2 separate regions of the Homo sapiens genome follow, and region 1 is linked to region 2. A link is an interaction called in ENCODE POLR2A ChIA-PET data of the cell type or tissue named here. Cell type or tissue: PC-3. All regions are shown on one strand. Region 1 overlaps ATG5 (autophagy related 5). Region 2 overlaps ATG5 (autophagy related 5).

Evidence for each region. Peaks named below come from ENCODE experiments on the same cell type or tissue, not always from the same donor. Only the 100,000 strongest peaks of a DNase experiment are listed, where the experiment ranks them.
Region 1: POLR2A ChIA-PET joins it to region 2 with 5 read pairs; 2 of 35 experiments call an interaction of 5 or more read pairs at or near these places.

The regions. Positions count from the first base shown.
Region 1 is chr6:106,258,656-106,262,655 of GRCh38, forward strand. All of the region lies in intron 5 of ATG5 (autophagy related 5), which reads right to left. Among named protein-coding and RNA genes, the nearest start is that of ATG5, 65 kb to the right of the region's middle. In PC-3, no CTCF peak of the experiment used is centred here; no DNase peak of the experiment used is centred here; H3K27ac peaks cover 1,250 bases.
Region 2 is chr6:106,204,858-106,208,857 of GRCh38, forward strand. All of the region lies in intron 6 of ATG5 (autophagy related 5), which reads right to left. Among named protein-coding and RNA genes, the nearest start is that of ATG5, 120 kb to the right of the region's middle. In PC-3, no CTCF peak of the experiment used is centred here; no DNase peak of the experiment used is centred here.

The sequences.
Region 1 (4,000 bases), 54 kb after region 2:
GGGTGATACCATGACACAGAAGATTTTTAGTTACATTTCTATAAATAAAACAGCTTGTTTGCTAACATTCAATGTTCAGCCAATTCAGGATAACTTATGACTGAGATCTGGGAAACTATTAATGAATGGCATGTTCATATTATCAAAAATTCCAGGGTTCTATGCTTCAAAAATTATGGTAACATCTGGTATAGTAATTCAACAAATCTCATCTCCTGTAGTATTTAGAGATGACAGAACAGCACAGCTAGCAGTAGCTGCTACTACAGAAATAAATATTACTTGTTTCAACATGTTCATTAAGCCATAATTCTTCAATGAGTACATGAAGAAAGGCATTGTGATAATCAATTGAAAATATTACTCAGTAACTATTCTTTAAAAGAAGACAAGGACAATAATGAGTGAAACTGAAAAATCTCATCTTAGTTCAACTTTTAGCTACTGGACTGTTCAAGAAGTATTTTCCTCAAAACTGTTATATAACAACTAATTCACTGCAAAACAAGTTGGCTGAAAATTATATATATTTCTCAAAACATATGGCCCACCCAGAATTTTACAAATTATACTTTATTACCTATAATTGGCTTATTGTGGACTAAATATTATTGTTTTAAATGTATCCCATAACTTTTAGGGATACGTGATATACATAGTGTATCCTGTTAGGTCCAAAACTTCAATCAGGATTTCCAGGAATCCTAACAGTAAAAATAAGAATAAAGTTATTAAAATTTGAAATTATCCTCCCAGTGTTTCTCAAATTTTTTCATTTACAGCTCAGATATCTGAATTGCATTACTCTACTGAGTACTAACACCTGAAAATAAATAATGCTAAAAATACTGGTGAGAATGAGCTGTATTATAATTGTAAAGCATTTCCCCTTTCAACAAGTCCATGAAGTTGTTTTCCTTCTCTTCTCACTTCCTATATTTCCCTTCATCACCTTGTCTCTTCTGCTCCTTTCTTACATTCTAGGTAGACAAATATTAATCCTTTTTCATCTTTCAAAAAATATGTAAAAGAGTTATAGAGTTTTTTAAATCTTACATAAAAATAATGACTTTTAAATACATGAAAAGTACATGCAGGTTAAAATACCTGTGGGACAAAATCTAAGCATTAACAAAAACAAGAAGATAGTTTAAGAAAAAATAGTTGCAAAAGCACTATTCACGGTAGCAAAGAGTTGGAACCCAAATGTCTATCAATGATAGACTGGATTAAGACAATGTGGCACATATAAACCATGGAATACTATGCAGCCATAAAAAGGATGTGTTCATGTCCTTTGCAGGGACATGGATGAAGCTGGAAACCATCATTCTCAGCAAACTATCACAAGCACAGAAAACCAGACACTGCATGTTCTCACTCATAGGGGGGAACTGAAAAATCAGACACTTGGACACAGGGCAGGGAACATCACACACTGAGGCCTGTCGGTGGGTGGGGGCCTGGGGGAAGGGATAGCATTAGGAGAAATATCCAATGTAAATGACAAGTTTATGGGTGCAGCAAACCAACATGGCACATGTATACTTATGTAACAAACCTGCACGTTGTGCACATGTACCCTAGAACTTAAAGTATAATTTTTTAAAAAAGAAAAAATAGCCACAAAATCTTGACATTCTGAGTGTGGCTTGGAATTTGAAATTTAACTACAATTAGAATTATGAAAATTAACTCCAATTTGAAATGCTGTTTGGGATACTTTTATATCCTTCTAACGGGAAAGAGAGAAATACACTAAATGTAAAAGAGCTCCAGGAACTTAAGCATAGTCTGGATACTAAAGGGATACTGTGCGAAGAAATGCTTCTTAAGTAGAAAAGCACTTTGAAGACGATAATCAGGACTAAACATGCTTTATTTTAGATGAACAAACGTGTTCATTTTACCCCTCTTTTTCATAAGTTGCTTATTTTTTCCAGTGTTTGGGTAAAAACCTTGCAATTCTCTGAATGCTAATTAAAATACCAGTGGCACAGATAGTTTTAGTCTTAAATGTGATTTTCACATAAAAGGATTCTGAACGTTACATAGCTTCTAAAGTAGTAAAAGAGAAACAGTATCCAATGAGTAACAAGAAACTAGCACTGCAACAGAACTGCACTGACTTTCTTGATTCAGGAGATGACATTATTAATATACAGAATTTTAACAGCCAGAATTCATCACTATAGCCACTAATCAGAACTGGTCTATACAGGCCAAGTTCAAGAACATAAAATGTCACAGGGGTCAGGTGTGGGGGCTTGACATTCTCAATACAAATGATTTCTAGGCTTTTGTTTAAAAGCATGTGACACCTGGAAATGCGTAATACATGAACCAGCATTAACTACTGATTGTTGAGTTAAAATGTGTATCTAGCCATCCATACCCTAGAAAGGTAATAAAGGAATGGAACAGAGACTAGGCAAGTTTAAATTAGAGTTAAAGAGTGGGAAAGAAGAGTTGTTAAAATATGCAGAGATAGATCAAGTGAGCTAGAGCTGAAAGGAAAATACACAGAACACACATTATTTCAAAAAATGTAAGCAGAATGTCTTACTGCAACGACAGCATACTATTGATTCATTTGTCATTTAGTAGTCACCTCAGAAAAAGTAAATAATCACCATCATCCAGAAACAGTTATGGTTAAGTTTGCAATGAGAAGTTTACATAGTTCACCAGGCAAAACAGTTCACACCTACAATCCCAGCTAAATCCCTTTGTTTAAAAAAGAATATAGTTACACATGCAGCCAAATAAGTCATTATGACAACAGGACATACTAGTTCTCAAGGGAAGAATTGCTGGAATAGATGAGAAACTTCATAAATGGGTTAGCCCACACTGTGAACTTTGAAACATATCTGGCACAGCTGTTGTGATGGCAGTGATAATTCACGTGAAGTACCCAGAACAGAACTTGGAATGAGTTAAAATGCACTCAACAAGTGGTCACTGCTACTTTAAATGAGAAGCAGTTTTACCTATTAACTCCACATCATTTCCCTCTAGAGTAGTGGTTCTCCTAAGAGTATGGTGGTAATTAGGGTGATAATGGTAGAGATGAAAAGTCAATAAATAGGGGTTTATTTTGGAGGTAGTATTGACAGAGCCTATTGTTAGGCTGGATGTAGAAGTTGGGTTGAAAAAAATGAAACAATTATTACCGGGGGAGCGGGCAGTGTGCTACTGGCATCTAGTCTGTAGAGGCCAGAAGTGCTGCTAAAGATTACACAATGCACAGGACAGCCCCAACCCTCACAGCCACATCAAAGAATTATCCAGTCCAAAAAAGTCAACAGTGCAGAGGTTGGGAAACCCTGCTCCACAGGAGTGGTTCCCAAACTTTAGTGAGTCAAAACCTTCTGGAAGACTTGCTGAAACAGGCTGCTGGGACTTACCCAGAGTTTCTGATTCAGCTGATCTAGGGCAGAGTCTCGCTCTGTCACCCAGGCTGGAGTGCAGTGGCACCATCTCGACTCACTTCAACCTCCGCCTCCCAGGTTCAAGTGATTCTCCTGCCTCAGCCTCCTGAGTAGCTCGGATTAGAGGCGTGTGCCATGCCTAATTTTTATATTTTTAGTAGAGATGGGGTTTCACCACGTTGGTCAGGCTGGTCTTGAACTCCTGACCTTGTGATCCACTCACCTCGGCCTCCCAAAGTGCTGGGATTACAGGCATGAGCCACTGCACCCGGCCGGTCTAGGGTATATTTCTAATCAGTTCCCAAGTAACACTAATGCTTTTGGCACACTTTGGGAAACACTGATCTACAGAAAGGTGGTAAGAAGCTAACAGACAAAACAAAAAAGGATTAGAAAAGTAAGTACATCTAAAGTTTTCCATTCTCTTAAAGAAAATCATAAAGTTCTTAAAAAGTTTTCCATTCTCGAGTTGATAAGATGGCTGAATAGGAAAAGTTCCGGTCTGCAGCTCCCAGCGAGACAAACACAGAAGGCGGCAGGTGATTTCTGCATTTCCAACTGAGGTA
Region 2 (4,000 bases):
ACTAATACATTCTTCAATTTAAAAAGCCATACTTTCTCATACAAGTTGAAACCAAGAACAATATCATGCATAATCAAGTGATTAACTGTGTAAAGATAATAAGGTTGAGGAGTTCAGAGAAGAAAAGAAATGAATAGGGAACTGTAGTGATAATTTAAAATAGCCATCCCTCACTCAGGGTTTTTGATCTTCAGGCCATGAAGAAGCTTTTAATGCTTTTTAGCAAAGGAAGTAATGTTGGTGAAAGGCTTTTTCTGACGACTAATGGAAAGCAGTGCTATGTATGGTGACTTGGTTATGAACCAAAACCAGAATGACTGGTGAGAGGCTGACTGAATACAGCAAGCTTATGTGAAGACAACTGGAGCTGGTGCAGTGGAAAAGGAAGACAGCAGGACTGTACCCACAACTCAAAGAAAAAAGTCAGAAGGTACCTCCCGCAGTCCAACCTGAAAACAACAAAGTCAAAGGAATCTTTTCAAGAATTTGGAGCTCTCATTCATATCCTAATTAGTGTATGAAATGTGAGGTGGCTTTGCTATAATGAAATTACCTGGAATATTTCTAACACAAAGAAATAATAAATGCTTGAGGTGGTGAATATCCTCATTTGATCATTACACATTGCATGCTTATAGCAAAAGATTACATGTACCCCATAAATAATTGCAACTATTATGTATCCATAATAATTAAAACTAAAAGATTAAAAATTACCTGAAAAAAAATGCTAAACAGGAAAGGCCAACTAGTCTTGGTTACATATTAAAAAACAGAAATTCTTCTCTAACCTCACTATTGGAGAAATATCCTGTTATTTTTATATATCTTTTTTTTCACCCTTTCCCAAATCTGAGCAAGTATTATAAAGGTATAACCTTCAACAATCTTTTATGATGAGGTATTTGCTTACTGGGGACAAAGCCCCAGTGCTATTACATAGTGTAGCTAAACGCTGTAGAATGGTAAAAACAAGAAAATGCTCAGCAAAGTGTTGTTTCTCATTTAATGAAAATCTTATTTTAAAACACAAAAACTCAATATACCCCAACCAAAAATCTGATGAACATTTTCTGTTTAATATTTATTATACAGTACCTTTAAAAACGTAATATTCTTATTCTTAAAAATTTAGTGTGCTAGCAAATAGCAATTAAGTACCTAAGTCAATCAGGACGACAAAAAAATACTCAATTTGGGGAGTTAGTTACTTCTATCATCTGAATGCGTCCCTCCAAAATTCATGCTGAAACCTATTCCTCATCATGGCAGTATTAAGAGGTGAAGCCTTTGAGAGGTAATTAGGTCATGAGGGCAGAGTCCTCAAGAATGGGATCAATGCTCTTATAAAAGAGGCCCCAGGGAGCTTGTAAGGCTTTTGCCCCTTCTGCCATGTTGGGGGGGTGGGGGTGGGGGCGCAGCAACCAGTGCTAACTCTGAAGCAGAGAGCAGCCCTCACCAGAAACCGAATCTGTTGAAGCCTTGATCTCTGACTTCCCAGCCTCCAGAACTGTGAGAAATAATTTTCTGTTGTTTATAAATTACCCAGTCTAGGCTGGGCGTGGTGGATCACCTGAGGTCAGGAGTTCAAGACCAGCCTGGCCAATATGGTGAAACCCCATCTCTACTAAAAATACAGAAAATTAGCTGGGCATAGTTGTGGGCGCCTGTAATCCCAGCTACTCAGGAGGCTGAGGCAGGAGAATCACTTGAACCCAGAAGGCAGAGGTTGCAGTGAATCAAGATCATGCCATTGAACTCCAGCCTGGGCAACAAGAGGGAAACTGTCTCAAAAAAAAAAAAAAAAAGTACACACTCTAACATATTTTGGTATAGCAGCCCAAATGGAATGGACTAAGACAATTACCCTTAAAATAAAAGCTCCCATAGAGAGATCATGCATTCAAGTACAGAGGTTCTTAAGGGCAATGGGAATGGAGGACATATTCCTGCAAACTTTTCAACAGCTCTCATTAGCCCGATGTTAGAGCTCTGCAAAGAAGACTAAATTATACTGAGAAATATTTTTAAATCTCCACAAATAGGAATGCTGTAAACGTTGATTTAGTATATATAAAATTAGACAAGACTAACAATATCCAATGCAATCTAAATCTTAGGTTGACAGACAAGAAAGCCACTGCAAACAGGAATATACCACAATACCTGATCTTGCCACATATTTGTAAATATGCAAAGTATTTCAATAACTTCCAAGAAACAGTATTACTCTCATGAGAAATAACATGATGTAAGTCACCTTTGAAACTGTCCTTGTTACTTTTTCAAATGTATGTTAGTCATTTCTTAACACCAAATGAAATGAAAAACTGAGGTGGTAATGGCTGGCTGCTCCCATCTCTCCTCTACTCATGTGCCTTCACCAATACAGCAATCATTTTTTCTTATATGGGAAATTTACAGTGTTGATATAGCTCAGAGATATATTGAAGAAAAGCAGAAAAACGAAACTTATAAACATTTTAGGAAACCTTATGTATTTTCTTAAATAGTTCAAGTGTAAAACTTAGAATTCTTATAAATAATGTGTGTTACAGCTATATTGTAAATGGTGGCTCATGCCTGTAATCCCAGCACTTCAGGAGACCGAGGTGGGAGGAGAGCTTGAGCCCATGAGTTTGAGACTCACCCGGGCAACACAGAGAGACCTCATCTCTTAAAAAAAAAAGAAAGAAAGAAAGAAATGAAATGCAAAGAAAAAGTCTCTATTTCAAATGTAGCCAGTAGAGCCAATAGGTTAACCAATATTAACATTAACGTTGATAAAACAAGAAATGATGATTTACTATAAGCTGAAAATCAGACAATGTATGGACTTTAAGAGTAACAGGCACGATCATCACAAACTTAAATCAGGTTTGAGTCCTATGAGTTATATACAGTTACATGATGCAACAAAAGATGCCAGCCAGTTGTTAAAGAGTATTAGATTCGGCTGGGGGTGGTGGCTCATGCCTGTAATTCCAGCACTTTGGGAGGCCGAGGAGGGAGGATCACGAGGTCGGGAGTCCGAGACCAGCCTGGCCAATATAGTGAAACCTGATCTCTACTAAAAATACAAAAACTAGTCAGGCATGGTGGCACGTGCCTGTAATCCCAGCTACTCGGGAGGCTGAGGCAGGAGAATTGCTTGAACCCAGGGGGCGGAGGTTGCAGTGAGCCGAAATCGCGCCACTGCACTCTAGCCTGGGCAACAGAGCAAGACTCTGTCTCAAAAAAGAGTATTAGATTCAAGTCCTGTTTCTGTCATTTATTATGGAACCATGGACACAACTACCTATCTTTCCTGAACCTCAGTTTTTTCAACTGCAAAACAGGAATATATACATATGTGTATATATACATCTGTGTAAACACATATGTGTATATATACATCTGTGTAAACACATATGTATATGTATAAATGGAGATAATACCTACATTATAGTTTCTGAGATAATAAAATGCACAACACAATTCTGACACATAACAATTTGTAACTTAAAACATACCATCACCAGGGCCACTAGTTTTAGAACACTGTAATGCATAGTCTAATTTAATACTATGCAAACTGTGTTCACTCAAGGTTTTATTTCCTTTTAATTTCATTCATTTACTCTTCAGTTGTTTGTAAGCTAAAAAGTCCAGAATCATGAAATTCAGAAGTTTACGTTTTAATGTTTTTCTATATGGCAAGGAAAAAAAAAAGGGCAAAGTCATTTTAACACTACTTTCAAAATCAGCCTAGAACTTAACACTAAAGGCATGACCCATAAAAGGGAATACTAATAAATAGACTTAATTAAAATTAAACAACAACAACAACAGCTAAGCTTTTGTTCTGCAAAAGATCCTGTGAAGAGAATGAAAACATAAGCCGCAGGCTGGGAGAAAATATTTGCAAACCATATTTCCGAGAAAGGTCTTGTGTCTATAATATATAAGAACTCCCAAAATTCAACAGTTTTTAAAAAAAGCAAATAATCCAATTAGAAAA